2 separate regions of the Homo sapiens genome follow, and region 1 is linked to region 2. The links are chromatin contacts, found by Hi-C or POLR2A ChIA-PET in ENCODE. All regions are on one chromosome and are shown on one strand. The core of a region is the stretch at or near the end of the contact, and the rest is flanking DNA. Distances in the headings are between cores, read along the strand shown. Region 1 has its middle 10 kb from the start of DEFB132. Region 2 holds the start of DEFB126 (defensin beta 126).

Region 1 (4,967 bases), core at 2,138-4,637, 120 kb before region 2:
CTGTCTTCCTCAGTTGTTGATTCCAAGAGCACTCATTACTCAACATTCTGCACCCTACACTCCATCTCAGAGTTGGCCTTTCTGGGCCAACTACTAGATTGCTACAACCCCCAAGAGGCTCTGGTCACTCACAGATCCACTTTGTGTTAAGATACTTGGTTACAGGTAACAAAACAACCAAATCACATTGGCCTAAACTATGAAGGGCTCAGGTCAATAAATAGCTTAGGTGAGGCTTTGTCCAGAAATCAAGTGATGGCACCAAGGACTTGGTTTCTATTTATCTACTTTGTTTTCTGAGGTGTTGCCCTTTTCTTCAGGTCAGCACTGCTTGTGGCCCCAATATGCCAGCATCTCCCAGGGTTGTACAGGTCCTTGTACATGTCCTGTTGGAAAGAGAGAGACTGGCTGTGTCCCAGAATTTTCAGCCAGTGTATTAAGATTCACTGTAATTGGGCTGGGCACAGTGGTTCACGCCTGTAATCCTAGCACTTTGGGAGGCCGAGGTGGGTGGATCACTTGAGGTCAGGAGTTCGAGACCATCCTGGCCAACATGGCAACACCCTGTGTCTACTAAAAATACAAAAATGAGCTGGGCGTGGCAGCAGGCACCTGTAATCCCAGCTACTCAGGAGGCTGAAGCAGGATAATTGCTTGAACCTGGGAGGCAGAGGTTGCAGTGAGCTGAGATTGTGCCACTGCTCTCCAGTCTGGGTGATGGGGGATGAGACTCCGTCTTTAAAAAAAAAAAAAAAAGATTCATTCTAATTGAACCAGCTTATATTACACGCCCACCTTGAGCCGGTGTTGGAGGTGGAGCGTGCCTGCTGGTTTAGTTCAGGTCACGGGCTCTACCTTGGAGCAGGGAAGGGATGGTTAAGGTGGAACACGTGACCTAGGCTGAGCCAACAGGTACTCCCCAGAGCCATGTGGATCTCCAAGCAGAAATGGACCCTGTTGAACACAATAGCAAACACTTCAATGGAACCTACGTTATGCTTTACATACATCAACTCACTACACCCTCACAACAACCACCCTGTGAAGTAGGTATTGTTTATTGTTATTTTCATTTTACAGATGAAGAAACCAAAGGATGAAAAGGCAAAGTGATTTTTCAAGTCACCAGGTTACTAAGTGGCAGAGGCAGTTTGCTCTTAACCACTGTACAATCAGGAGCTCAGCTGAGCAGGAGAGAGCTGAACTGCTAAGTGCTGGAGTAGCTGATTAATGATGGCCCGGCATGGTGGCTCAGGCCTGTAATCCTCACACTTTGGGAGGCTGAGGCCAGTGGGTTGCTTGATCTCAGGAATTTGAGACCAGACTGGACAACATGGTGAAACCCCATCTCTATAAAAAATATAAAAATTAGCTGGGCATGATGGTGTGCACCTGTAGTCCTAGCTACTAGGGAGACTGAGGTGGGAGGATTGCTTGAGCCCAGGAGGCGGAGGTTGCAGTGAGCCGAGATCGCACCACTGCACTCCAGCCTGGGTGACAGAGCGAAACCCTGTCTCAAAACAAAAAAAGTCAAAGCAAGTAATAGCCAAGCCCCAAATCTCTTATTATTACAGTACAAGAAAGAGGCTAAACCAGAGAACCTGGTTTGTTTTATTTTGTAGAACACAGATCCACCTGTTCTAATTTCCTCATAGAATGATGCCAACTGGGGTCGGGTGGATGAGCACAGGTGTGGGGTTGGTCTCACTGCAGAAAAGCTTCCAACAAAAAGGCTCCTGAAGTTGTACGGACCTGGGGGCCAGGGATGGGGTGGGGAAGGGAGAGTGGGAAAACTTCTGAGTCAGCATGGAGGAAAGTGTCTTCAAGGATTCTCCACTCCCCAAGATAAGGAGGTCCTGGCCGAAGGCCTACCCCACTGCAATGAAGACGTGTCTGAATGAAGACTTGGGTTGGGAGCGGAGATGTGTGTGAGAGGTCGACTGTCCAGGAGGCCTGAGTCTGTGTCTGCAACTGTCTTTAAAGACTGCAACGCATCAGCTGTGCACGACTCAGCTGTGAGGCCTGCCAGGTAAAACCTGTCATTGCCTGTGTTTGGGCTGAAAAATCACACATAGGTTTTTAGCCAGGAGCTGGACTGTTTGTGAAGGGATGCATGAGTTCAGAGGAGGAAAACCAAGAAAGGAAGCCTGGACATAGGTTCCCTCGCATTGCACGTAGCCCTCATGCCTCCGAATGCGCCAGAGAGTGACCCCGCACATGTACAGCATCTGTACATGGGTGTCTTCCCAGGTACTCAGAGCCGCGTGCGCAGCTCTCACAGGCAGATACACCTGCATGCACATGCACATGGATGCATACTGGGACTGTTTCTTTTCTTTTTTTCTTTTTTGAGACGGAGTCTTGCTCTGTCGCCCAGGTTGGAGTGCAGTGGCACAATCTCTGCTCACTGCAACTTCTGCCCCCGGGTTCAAGCGATTCTCCTGCCTCAGCCTCCTGAGTAGCTGGGATTACTGAGGCCCGCCACCATGCCCAGCTAATTTTTGTATTTTAGTAGAAACGGGGTTTCACCATGTTGACCAGGCTGGTCTCCAACTCCTGACCTCAGGTGATCCATCCGCCTTGGCCTCCCAAAGTGCTGGGATTACAGGCGTGAGCCACTGCTCCCGGCCCATCTATCATTCTTTATTGGAGTACCGGAGGGCAGCAGGAGTGAGAAAGAAGAGGTTTATGGGAACCCGAGGTTGAAGGGGAAATCAGCACTGGATATCACCTTTAATGGGAAGGACAGGCAACTGGGACGTCTCCAGAGCACTTAATAAGCTGTAGAGGTACTATTTAGATGACCAGACATTATTATTATTTTTAATGTAGTTTTTATTTTTATAGATTTACGGGGTACAAATACATATATTGCATAGTGGTGGAGTGGGCTTCTAGTGCCCCATTACCCGGATAGTGAATGTTGCACCCAATAGGTAATTTTTCAACCCTCACCCCTCTCCGCCTCCCATCGTTTGTAGCCTCCAATGTCTATTATTCCAATCTATACCACACATTACTTTTTAATTTTAGTAGGAGTTGGTTGAAAACCCTATTCTGGGGCTCAGTGAGTCCGGCTAATTGGGTAAATGGAAGTTTCATGGAATTTCCTGTTCCCTAAGGCCCGTGTCTGTGTATCTTGTGAAGTGTGAGTCTTGGCCTGGATCTCTTGTGTCTGGGACGCCAGTAGACATTGGGAGGTCTTTGGCAGGGCCCTGAAAAGTGTCTGGTGCGCCCGTTTGGCCAGCGCGTGCGACCTCCAGGGCGCGGGTGTACCGAGTGCTGCCGGCAGATGGCGGTAGAGACTGGCACAAATCAATCAGCCTCGAGGGCGGGCTGCGGGGCGTGGGGGAGCGGTGCGGAATGCGTCCTGGTCGTGAGTCGCCAGGGGCGCATTTTACGGCAGAATCCGCACCTGGAGATGACCATGTTGGCCCTTAGTGTGGCGAAAGAGAGAGAGAGGCCTTTGTTCTGCGCGCATTGCGAGTGCCCAGTCCCTGCCTACGCGAGCTGGCTTTGAGCCCCCTCTCCCAGCGTTCAGCTCCTGTCCCCATTTCTACTCCCTCCAGCCTTCTTTCTTCGCGCCAGCCAAGCTTATCTCCCGCCCGGTCTTTGCAGGGCCGGTGGGTCATCAGCTTTGCATGTTGTCCTCAAGGTCTTCACGTGGCCGGCTTATCGTGCAGTCACAGCTCTTTTCCCTTCTTAGAGAGGTCCTGCCTGACCACCATTTCTAACCAGGTTCTTCCTCCCCATCACTTTCCATCTATCACTCTGTTTTATTTTCTTTGTAGCTGTGATCACTACCTGATTTTACACATTCATTTTGTTAATGTTTATTACACATTCTGCTAGGTGAAATGAGTCAAACACAGAAAGACAAATACTTCATGTTCTCACTTACACATGGAATCTAAAACAATTGAGCTGTAGTCAAAAACCACCAGGGATCATGACAGACGGGAGGCAGGACTAGATTGCAGCTCCCACTCGGACGGTCAGAGCAGCGTGTGGAGGCTCGCATCATTAAGTTTTGCTTCAGAAGGACTGCAGGAACGCATTAGGGAAGCCAGGAGAACCCACAGACCCTCTGAAGGAAACGGATTGCTCCTTGAGGAGGGCTGCCAGAGGCCCAGAGCGGCCACAGGGAGAAGGAAACCTCCAGCTGAACTTTGTAACAATTTGAACTGATCAAGAAGCCTCCTGGCCAGAACTCAGAAAAGAACCTATTTGTCCTAATGCTCTCCCTTCCCTTTCCCCCACACCCGAACTTTATGCATTTTAACATGTTTATTAGATTCACCGAATCGCTTAGCCTTTTGGAACTCCCTCGAGTTACATTTTTAAAGTCACTTTCCCCTTTCTCAAGCCCCTAGCAGGCTGAGCTCTTATCTGCGGCTTCTGGGGAAGAATCAGCTTCCAAGCTCATTCAGGTTGTTGATAGAATTCAGTTCCTTGCACGTGTAGAATTGAAGACCCCACTTCCTTGCTGGCTGCCACCTGGGGGCTGCTTTCAGCTTCTAGGGGCCATCCATGTTCTTCCTCATGGGCCCCTGCATCTTCAAGCCACTATACCATTTTCATTTATTTATTTATTTATTTAAGATGGAGTCTTGCTCTCTTGCCCAGGCTGAAGTGCAGTGGCATGATCTCAGCTCATTGCAACCTCTGCCTCTCAGGTTCAAGCAATTTCCGGCTATTTTTTTGGTATTTTTAGTAGAGGTAGAGTTTCACCATGTTGGCCAGGCTAGTCTCGAACTCCTGACCTCAAGTGATGCACCCACCTTGGCCTCCCAAAGTGCTACCATTACAGGCATGAGCCACCGTACCCGGCATCATTATACCATTTTCAATATTCAATTGAAATATTCAATTTCATAATAGCATTTTAGCTTTAGTGGTTAAAATCTGCCTGGAAGTAGATTAACAGTACAACCTCTTAAGATATTTTCCCTTTTCCTACTCCTTTT
Region 2 (5,023 bases), core at 1,995-4,494:
GTGAAATTGTGGTGCCCTTCCAGACACTGTTGAATGGAGGGAAAGTGGGAAGGGGGCTGTAGAGAGAAAACTGACACCAGAATAAGCCTCTTTGCTTTAATGAGTCGGGGATCCTAGAGCAGGAGACAGAGGCTGGAATGTTCAACCAGTGGGAGAAACGGGGGTAGGAGCCATCGAAGACATCGAAGCAGTAGTCATCATCAAAGTTGTTGTTGCTGTTGTTGCTGTTACTGTTGAAATTCTTGTAGTCTTTGTCTGGACACAGAAAACAGGATAATTAGCACGTCTGTCAGCTGGAACACAGCAGTCCCTTTGTTTGCCGCACATTGCCCAACCATTCTTTACATGCATCTCTTCAGGTTTGCACTTCTTCTTGCAAATTCCAACGTCGTTTAGACACTTTTTCACATACCAATTACCTGAATAAAGGAATTATATAGATTATTAAGCCTAAGTATTTATCACAGGAGGATAAAAAATAGCAATAGTTTTTGAGCACTGTTTATTCAAGTGCCTTTCCAGTTGCTTTAGCATGTTTTTCCTAATCATAAATACCTACTTTGAGGATTAAGTGAAATTTTATAAACACACATAGAATTCTTTAGATATGTATGAGATTCTCATTTCTGAAATCAGAATTCTGTATACAAACACTTACCAGGGGCCAATTCCCCATGATTTTAAATGGGAAAATATATAGCATGTTGTTATACATGAACACAAAATCCCCAAGCAATTTCCTAAAATGTAGCTAAAACACAAACACCTAAACAGAAGTAAAAACTATCATTTCAAAAATAAGAAATGCTAAAATAATTGCTGTCATCTTTCTCACCATTACTGAAACACATATGGCTTTTGTTGCCAATTGGTGAGATTTTCAAAATGTCCCTTACATGTTTCTGAGATCCTAAAAATTATATTTAGAAGATAACTCTAGGCTTATCTTACATATTATCTGGTTAAAAATGTCATGTCAAGTTATGGAAAGATAAATAAAAAATTTTCATCTATACCTATATACCTATATGATATTGAGATATAAGTACATTTTACAAAATTTTGAGAATAAAAAAAGCCATTCCATTAGGAATATATTCATTAGGGAGACATTCTGCAGGGTTTGCCTATATATGTGTACATATTATATACATATGAAAATATCTCATCACATGGTTTAACACATAGAGGCCCTAGAGTGACGCTGGAGCTCTTTCTTACCTTGCTTAACTCATTACTGTACTTAATCAACAAGTATATGATGAGTGCCTACCATGTCAAGAATTCTGCAAGATGCAGGGAATAAAACAATGAACAGAAAGACATGATTTGAGGACCTTACATTGGAGAGGGGGAGAAAGAAAATAAACAAGTAAATGAATAAACAAAATAACTACAGATTGTGATAAGTACAATAAATGAAAGAAATATGAGGTAATTGACAGTAAGTGAACAGAGCAAACGTTTTTGAATGCTATTACCACTACTATTATCCCTTATCAGCTGTTTAATCCTCCTCTGATGATTGAGTTTTTAACATTATATATATGTATATGTTAGAATATATATACACACACACAAAGTGTAGAAAAAGGACAACATACAAGTATGTGATGTATGTCGATGTATGTCACTAATGTTCCAGAGACAGAGGGAGAAATCAGGCAATTTAAACTCATAGAATTTCAAGGATGCAATAGGCCTGAAACATCTTTTGAGACAACCATGAGAGCATTATAATTTCCTCTTATCCACTATCAATTTGAACATTTCTGCAAATTAGGGAATATAAACTACTATCTCTAGAGGCGGGCTATGGAGTTATTATATAACCCATTAGGAAATTATACTAAAGAATATTAGTTTATTTCATTGTGCCTTATGTAAAAAGGTGGGATTGAGTCCGGTGTAAAAAACAAAATCATAGGTGAATAACTGTTCTCAACACGGAGAAGGACTTACTAAGTTAGTGGAAGAATGCAAAGAAAACACCAATAGATTTGACATGAAAATGAAAATTATGTGTCTCAAATAAATAATGCATTTTAGAAGCAACCAATATGTTTGAAAATATTTGCAAGAAATATGAAATACAAATGTTAAAAATACAAATACTCCAATAGTAACCATTGGCAATATGTGCCAGTTAACTTAGAAGAAATAATACCCTTGTACCAAGCAATGGAACTTCTAAAATTTACCTATACAAACAGAGAATCTCACAATGATATATTAATAAGGTTGTACAATGTTATTTACAGTACTCACACATTAGAAAAAATAATCCAAATGACACACAATTAAGGACTTTCCAAGTTAATATTGGTACAAAAATATGACAGAATTATAAGCATCTACTGCAAATTGTATTTTCAAGGAATATTCAAGACCTGTGAAAATTTTCCTGATAGAATCGTAGGTAAAAAAATAAAGCAGGTTATAAGCTCATATATCAGTTGGTTACAAGTGAAAAAATGCAAGCAGTGATGAAATGTGGCCAATTTATTTCTAAATAACTTTCAGTGTTCTTGTCTTGGTTTTGTAAATATAAGCTACAGAATAAATTAAAAATAAGAAATGCTTACACAAACAGAGCTGAAATCTGATATAGACTTCCAATAGTTCCCACACAGAATTTTTTTTTTCATTTTCCATTTTACAGTCCTATACATATATAGAAACAGCCTTTCCTGTTCTGTTAACCACATCCAAGAACAAACAAACAAACAAAAAATCAGAGACCTCTCTGTAAGACCAAGAAAACTGGGGGAAGTAATATTATATAATTGTTACCTCAGGAGGGAATATCGGCAGCAAAAAAAACAAAAGTGAAATGAGGCAGGGCTTGACTGGACTGACCCGAAGTGACAGGATAGAAGTTTGGGATTTCAAGATCATTTCTACCTTTGGAGGCAACTGTATGGGATTTGCCTTACCCTCCTCCCCAGCTCCGATCACAGATCCTGCTCTATCCTGAGAGCCTTCAAGTTTCTTAGAACAGAGGTGGTCTGAAGAAGTAGGACAAATCTCAGCCCTGCTCCCAGTGAGAAGCCAGACCCCATTTCCACAGACCACTTAGAAACAGGGACTCCATGTGCAGGACCCTGTTCCAGGCCAGTGTTTCTTCTTCCCCAAGATTCTGTTTACCTGAGACCAATTGGGCCAGGAGCATAAAAACTGCAAGGGTGAACAGTAGGGACTTCATCAGGAGGCAGTGGGTTCTATAGAGTCCAGAAGTCTCTATTCAGTATGACTCTGAACACAGATCTTTATTGTCCTTCTTAGGTGGGGTTGGGCTCAGCCAGTAGATCGGGAGGATGTAGGATATTGTGCCAACATAGCTTCAATCTATTGGCTAGCAACTCTAATTGAGGCATCACTGTTCAAGAGTCCTGTGCTAGGCATGCCTTGGGGGAAGGATAAAGACTTAGAAGAGAAGTTGCAAACTCTGCTGAAGTGTATGGCAATTTGGAGAGAAAGAATTACAGGAAGAAATTATGCTGCTCTACCAAGGCTGGGTGCTCCTAGCAGTTTTTTCACAGCCTCCAGTGTTAGTTCTATCAGGGTTCATCTTACTGCATGTAGCAGTCTGGTCACCTGCCTGTCTCTCCACCTAAAATACAATGTCTTTCTGAACACTTATGATGTATTATTCATATATATATATAATTCTTTTCTGTACATCATTCTTTTCAGAGAAGGATATAAGCAATTGTTTTTTAACTGACCAAATTAATGCTTTGTTGATGATCTGGAAATTTAGAAAGCCTTTTACAAAGAAATAAATAAGTGCTCAAAGATAAATGCACAAAGAAGTCTTGTCACTCTGTAGAGTAGCATAAAACGAAGTGCATCCATATGATTTAATTCTGTGCTTCTGTTAAAAAGAGTGCAGCAGATTTTATCTTACTAAACATTTTTTGAGTGAAAAAGCAACATTTTAGAACAACATGCATAGCAATGATTCTAATTTATGTGAAAAAGCTATATTTATGTGTATATAAGTAAATGCATGAACTAAAAATGCAAATCACATGTCATTCTAATAAAAGTTGTTTTCTCTGGATGGGATTGAGTTTAAGGTGGCATTCAAAGAGAATTTTATTGTGTTAAAGTTTTTTTTTGAGTGCCTGACTATATTGTGACTGAAAGCTATCAGGTCCTAGAGGTTTTGTTCTTTGTGAGGAGTTTTTTTTTTTCATTCCAAATTATTGAGATATAATTGATGTACATTAAACTGCATTATTTAGAGTGTATAATTTGATGAACTTGGCAAAAGATGCACTGGTGAAACCATTACCTTAATCAACATAATGTATATATCCTTCACTCTCAAAATGTTTCTCATTCCTCTTTGGCATCCACTCTTTCCTCTTCCCTTCCCTCCCTCTACCTCCATGATACCCAGGCAACGACTGACCTGCTATTTGTTCTTGTAGCTTTCTTGGCATTCTCTTGAATATTACATAAATGAAGTAATATAGCATGTATACTTTTCCGCTTGTCTTTTTCCATCCAAGGCAATTATTTTGAATCATATATGTTTCGTGTACCAATAGTTCATTCCTTTTTATTGCTTGTATTACTTTTTATGCATATATGATCATTTATCCATTTACCCCCTAATGAACATTATGATTGTTTTCAGATGTTAGCTATTACAAATAAAACTGCCATTGAAAATTTGTGTGCAACTCTTTGTGTAGCCATATGCTGTCATTTCTCTTGGATAAACAGCTAGATGTACAATGGCTGAGTCACAGGGTATGTGTATGTTTTACTTATTAAATATGCATATACTATGCTTTTTTCCTTTGAAAATTGCCCTTTCTCTCTGTCCTAAGAGGTCTCAGTGTTGTCCTTGTCAAACTGATAAGTAAATGTTCCATGTTAATTATGGATGTAATAAACCTTTGTGTTCCATAGTTACTGTAAATATTTTTTTCTGGCATGCAAAAAAAAAAAAAAAAAAAAGAGAAAAGAAAAAAAAAAAAACGAAATTACCAAATTGTTTTCCAAAGTG

What was found. A loop is a pair of places that touch in the nucleus more often than their neighbours do. ChIA-PET counts read pairs that join two places held with the same protein, here RNA polymerase II (POLR2A). Pooled maps may share reads with other maps.
Region 1: a loop to region 2 is called in a pooled map, with 2.8 times the contacts of the local background. The contact joins the enhancer-like site here to the promoter of DEFB126 in region 2. A Hi-C loop is called at or near these places in 6 of 50 pooled maps. POLR2A ChIA-PET finds 5 or more read pairs at or near these places in 2 of 52 experiments (HEK293 and activated naive CD4-positive, alpha-beta T cell).

The regions. Positions count from the first base shown.
Region 1 is chr20:265,476-270,442 of GRCh38, reverse strand. No RefSeq gene overlaps it. Among named protein-coding and RNA genes, the nearest start is that of DEFB132, 10 kb to the right of the region's middle. Within about 2 kb of position 3,387, at least 6 of the 41 ENCODE cell types and tissues checked have a DNase peak (open chromatin) inside an H3K27ac peak, as active enhancers do.
Region 2 is chr20:140,811-145,833 of GRCh38, reverse strand. DEFB126 (defensin beta 126) reads right to left here and starts at 3,244. Exons shown (of 2, transcript NM_030931.4): 1 at 3,148-3,244; 2 at 83-419. The coding sequence starts at 3,205. The coding sequence ends at 142.